Linked DNA regions of Mus musculus: all the other regions are linked to region 1. A link is a loop called in an ENCODE intact Hi-C map of the cell type or tissue named here. Cell type or tissue: heart. All regions are shown on one strand. Region 1 has its middle 26 kb from the start of Dmrt3. Region 2 overlaps Dock8 (dedicator of cytokinesis 8). Region 3 overlaps Dmrt1 (doublesex and mab-3 related transcription factor 1). Region 4 overlaps Dock8 (dedicator of cytokinesis 8).

Evidence for each region. A loop is a pair of places that touch in the nucleus more often than their neighbours do. Peaks named below come from ENCODE experiments on the same cell type or tissue, not always from the same donor. Only the 100,000 strongest peaks of a DNase experiment are listed, where the experiment ranks them.
Region 2: a loop joins it to region 1, with 2.7 times the contacts of the local background. A loop is called at or near these places in 16 of 42 quality-filtered maps.
Region 3: it touches region 1 in a loop (6-fold over the local background); 36 of 42 quality-filtered maps call a loop at or near these places.
Region 4: it touches region 1 in a loop (3-fold over the local background); 10 of 42 quality-filtered maps call a loop at or near these places.

Annotation. Positions count from the first base shown.
Region 1 is chr19:25,634,967-25,637,466 of GRCm38, forward strand. No RefSeq gene overlaps it. Among named protein-coding and RNA genes, the nearest start is that of Dmrt3, 26 kb to the left of the region's middle. In heart, a CTCF peak has its summit at 1,108 (motif pointing left); no DNase peak of the experiment used is centred here; H3K4me3 peaks cover 428 bases; H3K27ac peaks cover 616 bases.
Region 2 is chr19:25,131,325-25,133,824 of GRCm38, forward strand. It overlaps Dock8 (dedicator of cytokinesis 8), which reads left to right. Exons shown (of 48, transcript NM_028785.3): 22 at 740-912. Among named protein-coding and RNA genes, the nearest start is that of Gm34186, 23 kb to the right of the region's middle. In heart, a CTCF peak has its summit at 1,168; no DNase peak of the experiment used is centred here.
Region 3 is chr19:25,544,691-25,547,190 of GRCm38, forward strand. Dmrt1 (doublesex and mab-3 related transcription factor 1) reads left to right here. Exons shown (of 5, transcript NM_015826.5): 3 at 1,129-1,412. Among named protein-coding and RNA genes, the nearest start is that of Dmrt1, 40 kb to the left of the region's middle. In heart, a CTCF peak has its summit at 1,153 (motif pointing right); no DNase peak of the experiment used is centred here; H3K27me3 peaks cover 1,346 bases.
Region 4 is chr19:25,106,202-25,108,701 of GRCm38, forward strand. All of the region lies in intron 14 of Dock8 (dedicator of cytokinesis 8), which reads left to right. Among named protein-coding and RNA genes, the nearest start is that of Gm34235, 11 kb to the left of the region's middle. In heart, a CTCF peak has its summit at 1,392 (motif pointing right); no DNase peak of the experiment used is centred here.

The sequences.
Region 1 (2,500 bases):
ACACACGATTAGAATTATGATCACTGTGGAGAAGTCTGAATCCCAAGAAAGAATTTTGAAGTGGGAGGGAGAGAAATATAAGATGTTCTGGAAGATTTTTGACTGTACACATTTCACGTAGCCCAGGCTGACTTCAGATTCACTATGTACCCGGGGATGGCCCTGAACTTCTATGGCTCTGCCACCTCCTGGATGCTGGGATTGTAGGTACCACCCCAGAGTTCTGTTCATGTGGATCTGTGGTCCAGGGTTGCGTGCATGCTAACTAAGTAGGCGCTCTGCCATCTGAGATACATCTGTACTGCCTACCCCACTCCACGGTATTTTGTTTGCTTTTAGTTCTGGGAATTTCACCTAGCAAATACTAGGTAAGCACTCAGCTGCCAAACTCAACTTCCTGTTGGGGGAGATTTTCCTGCTCAGAAGTACCTAGAGACCAACAGGCTCTGCCGTTTGTAAAGCTATGTTTGCCTCTCTGCGGCCCTCAGTTTCTCCACCTCTGAAGTAACAATAAGGTCACTAGGTGGCTAAGATCAAATGATATAATGAACTTAAAATACTTAATGTATTTCTTTTCACCTAAGCCCTCAATATACACTAGCCCAGTAGAAGTGAAAAGGGGAGGGGAAATTAAGATGGATCCTCAGGTAAAGGCAATTGCCACCAAGTCTGACGACCTGAATTCAAATCCTGGGTCTCTAGAAAGTTGTTCTCTGACCTCCACGGGCACTCAAAAGAGATAAATAAACAACAAAAAGGGACCCACCCTCCTGCCCCAAATCACCAGCGTTTGAGAACACACAAAGGACTCCGGGATCCTTCATCCATCTTGCAAAACGAGCGATCCAGATATGCTCAAACCCACCCCATCCCACCCCACCACGCAGAATGCCCTTCGGATGTTAGTAGGTCGTAAGCAAAGACAGCAGTTGCTCCTGGGTGGAAACCAGCTTTGGCAGTATTTTCTCAATCAGCCGACCTTCCTCCGTCCAGTCCACTGACTGTTAGGTCCAAAGATAACTTGCTGCCCTGAGTAGGTTTGAAACAAAAAGCCACGCCCGCGCGGTGCGTTCCTCGGGCCTACAGCGCCATCTTGTGGCGCTATGGCGTTAACACACTGGCTTTTGCATCCTCAGAAACATCCAGGCATTCCCAAGGATCCCTGATTTAGAGCTGTAGTCTGTCTTTCATGCTTACAAGAAAAAAAGCTCAGTTGTCTGGTGAGCACTATTTCTCGCTGTTTTTCTCTTGTTGGTCCCATGTCACTACCGTGCCTCTGACGTTGTAGCGGCTGCCAAGTGTAGAATACACCTTTTGATGTGGTTAATTTATCTATAGGAGAAGCACTGACCTGAGTTGTAACCATTGAGCTTTGTTTAGGGTTTAGAAAAAGTCAGCGATAGTTTACAATGTGTGAATTTTGAGCCTCTGTAATCAGGACTTGACAACGTCAAGATCCAATACTTCAGCTGTCCCTTGTTCTTTGATGCTGTAAACTCACACACATCCCAGGCAATATTTAGAAAGCACAGTCTAAACCCATTACTTATCTGTATCTGGCAGGGATCTGCCACCCTGTGGGGGATGACAGTCTGAGGCCACCAGATCTCCAAGAGGATGGAGCCAGCTAACTCCATCCTCTTCCTGCTAAGTGTAGTCTCAGGACTGGCAAACACAGGGATGGGTGTGTGTGTGTGTGTGAGTGTGTGTGTGTGTGTGTGTGTGTGTGTGTGTGAGAGTGTGTGTGTGTGAGTGTGTGTGTGTGTGTGTGTGAGTGTGTGTGTGTGTGTGTGAGTGTGTGTGTGTGAGTGTGTGTGTGTGTGTGTGTGTGTGAGTGTGTGTGTGTGAGTGTGTGTGTGTGTGTGTGTGTGTGTGTGAGTGTGTGTGTGTGTGTGAGTGTGTGTGAGTGTGTGTGTGTGAGTGTGTGTGTGTGTGAGTGTGTGTGTGTGAGTGTGTGTGTGTGTGTGAAGACGCAGACTTCATACTTGCCACTACTGCTCAGGGCCGAGGTTTTTTGATTATCTGGTGATGTAGTGTGAATCTCTGTAGGTTTGAGGCCAGCCAGATGTATAAAATATTCCAGGCCATCCAGAGTTGCATGGTGAGAGAGAGACCCTGTCTCAAAACTCATGGAAAAACTCACAGAGCCCAGCAACGTTGTGAGCTCTCATTGGACCTTAGCACACTCTAGGGAGCATTCTAAGTTCTGGGTGTCTGGCATCACCTAGCTAGTATCTGTGGAATCTTTGGGAATGGGGAAGAAGATCCAGTTAGAACAGTGGTTCTCAACCTCTTCTGAGTCGCAGAGTGAGAAAGCGAGTCCGTATGCCTCCATCCCAAAAGCCAGCCTCTCTGAGAGGTTCTCTGGCTGCCCTGGAGCTCACTCTATAGACCAGGCTGGTCTCAAACTCAGAGACCTGCTTGTTTCTGCTGGGATTAAAGGAGTACACAGTGCTGCCTGGCTGTTTCCACAAGTGTTCACTATCACAGTTGCTCACAC
Region 2 (2,500 bases), 500 kb before region 1:
TTCTCTAGATCCTCCATTGGGGGCCCTGTGATCCATCCAATAGCTGACTGTGAGCATCCACTTCTGTGTTTGCTAGGCCCCGGCCTAGTCTCACAAGAGACAGCTATATCAGGGTCCTTTCAGCAAATGCTTGCTAGTATATGCAATGGTGTCATCATTTGGAGGCTAATTATGGAATGGATCCCTGGATATGGCAGTCTCTAGATGGTCCATCCTATTGTCTCAGCTCCAAACTTTGTAACTCCATCAGTAGACTTTTAAAAATTCCACATCCAAATAAATTTGGCACCTTTTAAGTCTCTGCAGTCATAATTTACATAAATCTGTAGTTCCAATCCAATTTTTAAACCAGAGTTGGACTTCCTTTGAAATATTGCATCTGCCTGTCCTCAAAAGATGACTCTGGGTGACTCAATTCTGAACAACTTTCCTCCAAAACTTACAAGACTTGTGTCATTCAAATATTGAGCACACAAAAATATTTGTGTTTCTCGTTTTCCTTGAGAATTCAGAAACTCTGGCAATTGGTGACAGACTAGTACCAAGTGTATGCCTCCAGTCCCCCCACAGCCCTCCCCACTACCCTCCACCTCACACCCTGCCCCTCCGAGCTGCAGAATACTCAAGGCCCCATCTTAGGTTCACATTTCCCCACCATTCCTCCCTTAGTCAGTCTTTCTTGAGCTCCGTAACTGACTCTGTCCTGTCTGTTGACATGTCTCTGGCTGCTGGGGTACAGGTGGCCCCACCACCGTAGTCCCCGACCCCCGATACCACACATATGGACGCACATCTGCCGCTGCAGTGAGTTCAAAGCTGATGCAGGCCCGTGTGATGAGCAGCAGCAACCCAGACCTGACTGGGTCACACTGTGCAGCCGATGAGGAAGTTAAGAACATCATGTCTTCAAAGGTAGGGATGGGGGTGGGGAGGGGGCACATGTACTCTTGTTTTGCTTCTTAGCTGATGTCTACTGTATGCACTTCTAGGTACAGCTTGATATTTTGATATGTAAGTATTTTGTATGTTGATCAGGTCAGGGTACTTAGGATGTTTAGCACCACATACATCCATCTTTCCTTGGTGGTTAGAATGCTAACATACTCTTTTTATAGAGATTTTGAAGTATTTGAGAAAGAGTTTTGACCATTGATGTTTTGGTGTAGTACCGTATTAAAACACGGTGGGGCACTGTTCTCATATTTTTTTCCTGCTTTCTTAGCACACTAAAGGAACTGTTGGTACCTGAATCTTTTTGGCGTTGTTTTAACTTGGGGTTCTTTTAAGACGGGGTTTCTTTGTGTAAACCTGACTCTCCTGGAACTTGCTCTGTAGACCAGGTTTGGCCTTCAACTCAGAGATCCACCAGCTTCTGCCTCCTGTGTGCTGGGATTACAGTCATGTGCCACCACTGCCTGGTTCTTTTAGGTGTCTTGACATAGTGTCTCACTCTGTAACCCAGATTAGCCTAGAATTTAGTAGGTAACTCAGACCAACCTTGAACTCACGGATATTCTCCTGACTCAGCCTCCCGAGTGCTAAGTTTACAGTTGTGAGCCACCATGCCTAGCTAGGTACTCAGTTGCCCTCCATCGACTTTGCCAAATACTTTCATAAAACACTTATTTAACTTGCATGTAGAAGCATTTCTGCATGTATGCATGTATGTACACTATGAGCATACCGTGTGCCAGAAGATACCAGCAAAGGTGTCGGTTGTGAGCCATTGTGTGAGTGCTGAGAACCAAACCCGGGTCCTCTGCAAGAACGGCAAGTGCTTTTGAGCATCACTTCAGCTCTCTACCTCTGTCGGGTGCTTTGATGGTACTTTTCCAGAACGGAACTATTAGTGTGGGGTGGTTATTTTGTGTCTTGTCTGTTTGTTTAATTGTCCATATTCATTGTACATGCGATGGTTTTATAGTTTCAAGTAGACCGAGTACGTTTACCCTCACCCCTCAATGCCCTTCACTGGTCCCCTTCCCTTCTGCTTTCATTTTGTATGCATTTAATGGACTCAAGTGTCCCTATACAACGTGTGCACCACAAACCAGAGAACGCATGCAATATTTGTCTACGTCTGGCTTGCTTCACTTAACATGATGGTCTCCCAGTATGCCCATTTCCTAGCAAACAGCATAACCTTGCTCTCTGTGACTGAATAACACTCCGTTGTGTGTATAAAATATCTTCTCTACCTCTTTATTTGCTGATAGACACTTAAGATCTTTCCATAGCGTGACTACTGTGAATAGTGATGCAATAATATGGATGTGCACATGTCTCTCCAGTGTGTGACTGATAGCCTTTCAGGTACCTAGCCACATATGGTTGGCTGGGTCAGAGGGTAGTGCTATTTGCAGTGCCTGAGCACCCACCATACTGATTTCTATAAGGATTGGACAATTTACGTTCCCAACAAGGAGTCTGTCCACCTTCACTAGCACTTTATTACAACTATTCTCTTTTCCGTCTTTATTAATTATTTGAGAATTTTAGG
Region 3 (2,500 bases), 90 kb before region 1:
GCTGTTGCTTCCTTCATTCAGACCACAACAGAAACTCTCAAAGACTGCCTTCATCTTGACCCCCTCTGGGTTTACGTGGTTTCTGGATTTACGTGGTTTCTGAGCATCGGTTGCCACTGCAGCTGAACCCTCTGCAGTCGGTGCCAGCTTTGGCTTCTGGGATGCTGCATCTGTTTGCTTCAGTTCATGCCTTGGCTCCACCCCACTCCCCAGGTGTAACCGTTGCTGGGTGGTGATTTCTGGGTCTCAGCCTCCAGCCTCGGTGGCTCCCAGGAAGACTCAAGATGCATCCTTTCTCGTAGCCCTGTACCTCATGCCCTATGGCTTAGAGTAAACAGAACACAGCTCTGTGTCACTCTACCACACCCAGACTCCTGCGCCTCACCCCCCTTTATCCTTAGTCCTCACATCCCATCACCTCCCACTTCATTTCCAAGCCCCACACGTCCGTGCCTGTATTGGGCTCCCCTTACATTTGTAGTCTAATGTGGCCTCTGACTGGTCTTGTGTTGCTCCCGGGTTGGTCTTTCTTTCTCATCTCTCCTTCACTTTCCCCCTCTAATTTGCATCAGGTGAAGCTCCCATAACGTGGCTCCGTTGGTCTGCTCCTGGTCCATAGTCCTGGTCCATACTAAAGAATACCGTATCTACCATGGAAGGAAGTAAAAAGAAACTGTATGCTCTCAAACTCAGCCCCTTACTGAGTTCCTGGGGTGACGTTAACTTGATCACATGGTAAAGAATTCATAGGTTAATCGGGTCTGATCTCCAGTTCCTTGATGTTTGACTCCGGTCATGCCATTTACCCTACCTCAAAAGTGACTTGGTGTTCCCAGGGAAAATAACCTAGCCAAGGGTATTTCAGCTTTGCCATCAGCACAGAGCCGGCCTTGGAACCCTCCCCTTATGACTGAAGAAGCAGGGGAGGATGTCTCCCTTGCACTCCAGGTTCTTGGTTTGTCTTGAGGGTGAACGTGTGAGGCCCAGCTGAGCTGTAGAAGGCAAGATCTGTGGACCGCCTACATTAAATCTTACGACGTCACTCATTCCTTTATTGATTTACATCCCAAACGCTGCCCCTTAACCACATCTTTTTATTTTATTTTATTTTTCTCTCTTCTCTTTTAGAGGGACGCATGGTCATCCAGGATATTCCTGCTGTCACCAGCAGAGGGCATATGGAGAACACATCTGACCTGGTATCAGACCCCGCCTACTACAGCAGCTTTTACCAGCCTTCTCTGTTTCCTTACTACAACAATCTGTACAACTACCCCCAGTATTCCATGGCCTTGTCTGCTGAGTCCTCCTCAGGGGAGGTGGGGAATTCCCTCGGGGGATCCCCCGTGAAGAACAGCCTGCGGAGTCTCCCAGCACCTTACGTGCCTGCTCAGACTGGAAACCAGTGGCAGGTATGACCCAGAGTTAATGGAATATGTGAAACACGCATGCATGGAAGTGCACACACGTGCACACCATGTACCACGCACATGTTCTGTTCAGTACACACGTAGTCACAGTATGATGTGATGCACACTGGCCTATCTATCTGTTAATGTCAGCAAAGATGGGCTGCAGGGACTCAGGAAGGAATTGTGTATGGTTTTTAGGGTTCATTTTCAGCTTTGGTTTTTCTCACATTGTCATTTTGCAGAAATACCCAGCTGCCCAGAGTTAGATATATCTGAGGCCCCACCTCCTCCAGCCTGCTCTACCTTGGGGTAGCTTAGAATATGTTAGGTGCAGCTTCCTGGGTGGCAGTCATCTCCCAACAAACCCTGTTCATCAAGGTTCTCCTGTTTTTCTTTTTGAAAATACTAATTCTCAAGTCATCCCAGACTGGCCTCAAACTCACCAAGATCGGCCTGTCTCTGCAGTTGAACCTCGGCTGTGGGGCGGATCCCCTATAAATGCGCAGGCTCTTGGTTGCTTAGGGCTTAGACTCATCGCGTAAGCCCTCCGTTTTCTGTTGAAATCTTCTTGGAACTCTCTTCTGCTTTTCTTCACCTATGCAGGTGAGAAACAAGCACTAGTGTCTTGAAGAGAGCTGTTGTTTTAGGTGGCCAAGGGTAGAGCTTCCGTGTGTTCCTGAAATACTCAGTCCACAGTCACCGTCTAACATAACCTTTATCTCAGAAGTTTGAGGTTACTTTGGGGAATCTGCACAACAATTTTCTGTCAGTGTGATGGCACATAAGGCATAAGGAGGGACATTCTCAATGTATGCATAACAGAGAATGATCCAGGGAGACTGAATAAAGGACTGGGATGCGGCAGGGCTCTCTTAAGCCTCGCATCACCAACTGTGAACACAACTTGACTTTTAAAAATGTTTCAGTCATGCCTGCAAAATTCTTACATCAAAATAAGCCAACATAGCTATAAGCTGCCAACTTGCAAAATAAATACCAAATGCAGATGAGCAAGTGACTAGGACACCTGATAAAGGTCCCCAGGGTTTTCATGCCACCCTGTTCTCCTGCAGAGAGCTGCAGAGATG
Region 4 (2,500 bases), 530 kb before region 1:
CTTTTCAGTACCGGAAGGAAGTGTGGGCATGTCACACAATGTCTGGTCTCACTCTGGAGGGCCCTGCTCAGGAGCCCCAGGAACTGTGCTAGGTTCTCCACTATATGACGTCATCCAAAGGTCTGTTGTGACTTAGAGTGGCCCACCCCTTCATCCACTTGATTTGGGAAGCGATCCCAGTGTTCATCTAGATTTGCAGTCAAGTGCGTTTGTCAAAGAACACGTAGTAGTCTCTAAGCCTCACATCTCACGTGAGGGTGGTGCTTGCTCTCCGTGCTGTGGTGCGGCCCACTTGCCTGTGTGCTGACTCAGCATCATCACCAAGGAATCTTGGTCATATAAAAAAGCTTAGACCTCATTTCTTTAAATCTCCATAAATGTGCCTCTACTGAAATCTCTATCAAAAGCACCCTCCACTCTTCATTGTTCCATTAGTTGTTCGAGTTTTATTTCCTAAGGAATAGGTAACCTCATTCACAGGTTCCAAATATTAAAGGTACCGAAGGCAGAGTGAAAATTCCTTCTGCCACTCCTGACTTGCAGCCACTTCCAGTTCTCCTCGTTGGAAACAGCTCGTTTATGTATGTGGAGTGGCTCACTTATAAAAGCCCCGTGCCGCAAGCTGGTGCTTGCTATGCCTGCTGAAACTAAGCAGTGGGCTTCTAAGAGATTTACCAGAGAAACAGCAGTGAACAGAAGAGATGGACAGAGTGTATGCGCCATACCTCAGGCCGGCTGTGGACCAGTGGATTCAATTTTGCTTCTTTGCAGATGTGAACTGGACCTATGCACACGTTACAGAGCATGACCCCCACAAACTGTTCCTCCTGAGAAGCCGGGTGTGCAGGGCACTCTTTATGAACACACAGAACTCTCTCTTGCTTTTTCAGAGCTGTGCTTAATCTAACCATACGTTTTCCTGAGTGAATCTTGTGCTGAGGAAGGAACCTTTTTTGCTTTATAGTTATAATGGAATAGCTTAGCCTACACACTTCATGCTTGTCTAGTTATTGGACGGTTTTGTGCTTTTCACCCTTTGGAGAAGTGTTTAAGGAGGTCCACCTTAAGAGAGAACGGTTAGGCATTTGTTTTACTGGGCTTAGCAAGCAGTGGCCAGAACTCCCTAACAAACCATTTACTTCAGATGAGCAGTGGGGAAAAAAAAAAAAAAAAAAATCAAGCTGTTTGAAAAAGCCAAGAAATGGAAACAAAAATGCTTCCAGCTCAGGCCTCGTGCAAAAAAGGGACACAGAGCCCACATCCTGATGTCTGGCTCCCAAACTCAACAATAAACAATCCTCTTTTTTTCTAAGAATGGAAAAATTCAGAAGAGAGCCGACAACGTCCTTTACAGCCTTTTATTTTATTTTTATTCCTGAGCTATGATTTTAGTGCACCATTCAGCCACTTGAGGGCACAGTTCTCTCACTTCTGGACTCAGGCAAGCAGCTACCTTTTGCATTAGAAAACAGATACACTGTTTTGTTACAGAGGCCCACACATTTTATGGCTCATCTCTTAAACGCAAGACCAAGAAAAAATGAGAAGGACCCCAGCACTTCAGGAGGAGCTTCTGTTCCTTTTTTTTTTTTTTTTTTTTTTTTTGCAAAGGATTTTATTCTTACCACCAGCTCCATCTTCTTCCTCGGTATTTAGCGCTTTTTTGGGAAGGTGGAGTGGAAAGAGGCCAAGGTGTGCATCCCATGACACAGAGTGAAGTCTCCTTGGAGGGCGGTAGTTCACTATATAACCCACTCCTTTGGGGCAGTAGTGCCCTGTACAAACCTACACTTCTACCAACGCTCTCTGGTACAGGAAACTGAAGCAGAGCCAAGGATTAGGTGGGAGGTACAGGGGAGGCAGTGAGGAATGGTGCATGAAGACAGGCTATGTGCATAGTCGTTGGCTGTACAGTTCAGGCTTATGCTCATCTGGACCTACCATGCTTCAATTGCTGCTCCCTCCCGTTTGACTGTTCTAATTAAGTCTTGCTTTTTAATGTTATAGATGCTATTTTTACCCTATAGGTCCTATTTATAGAACGCAGCAAGAGGTTCACAAGACCCTCTTTTCAGATAGCCTCAGGTCAAGGCTCACTGGGGCAGAAGGTATGGGGAGGTAATTAGATGAAGGCAAATCCCGGCTTGTAGTTCACTATGATGCATGGTTTGTCTAGACTGGAGAGAACTCCCTGAAATCCAGGAGGCAGTCTTTGGTTTCTGTATTTTGATTAACCTTTGTCGTCATTGTTTCCAGACAGGGTCTCACTGATCTGCTCGGGTTGGCTCCAGACTTCTGGGCTGAAGTGACCCTCCTGCCTCTGCCTCCCAGGAAATAGGGAATCAATGCTCCTTTGTTTGTTTGTTTGTTTCAAAACTGGTCTTCAGCAGGGCTAACTCCTCTGATGGATCAGCCCTCAGGACTATTCCTCTTACTTCTTGTTCTGATGTAGGAGAGAATGGGGACCTTCTATCTTTAAGTGTTTTCATCCTCAGTTTCA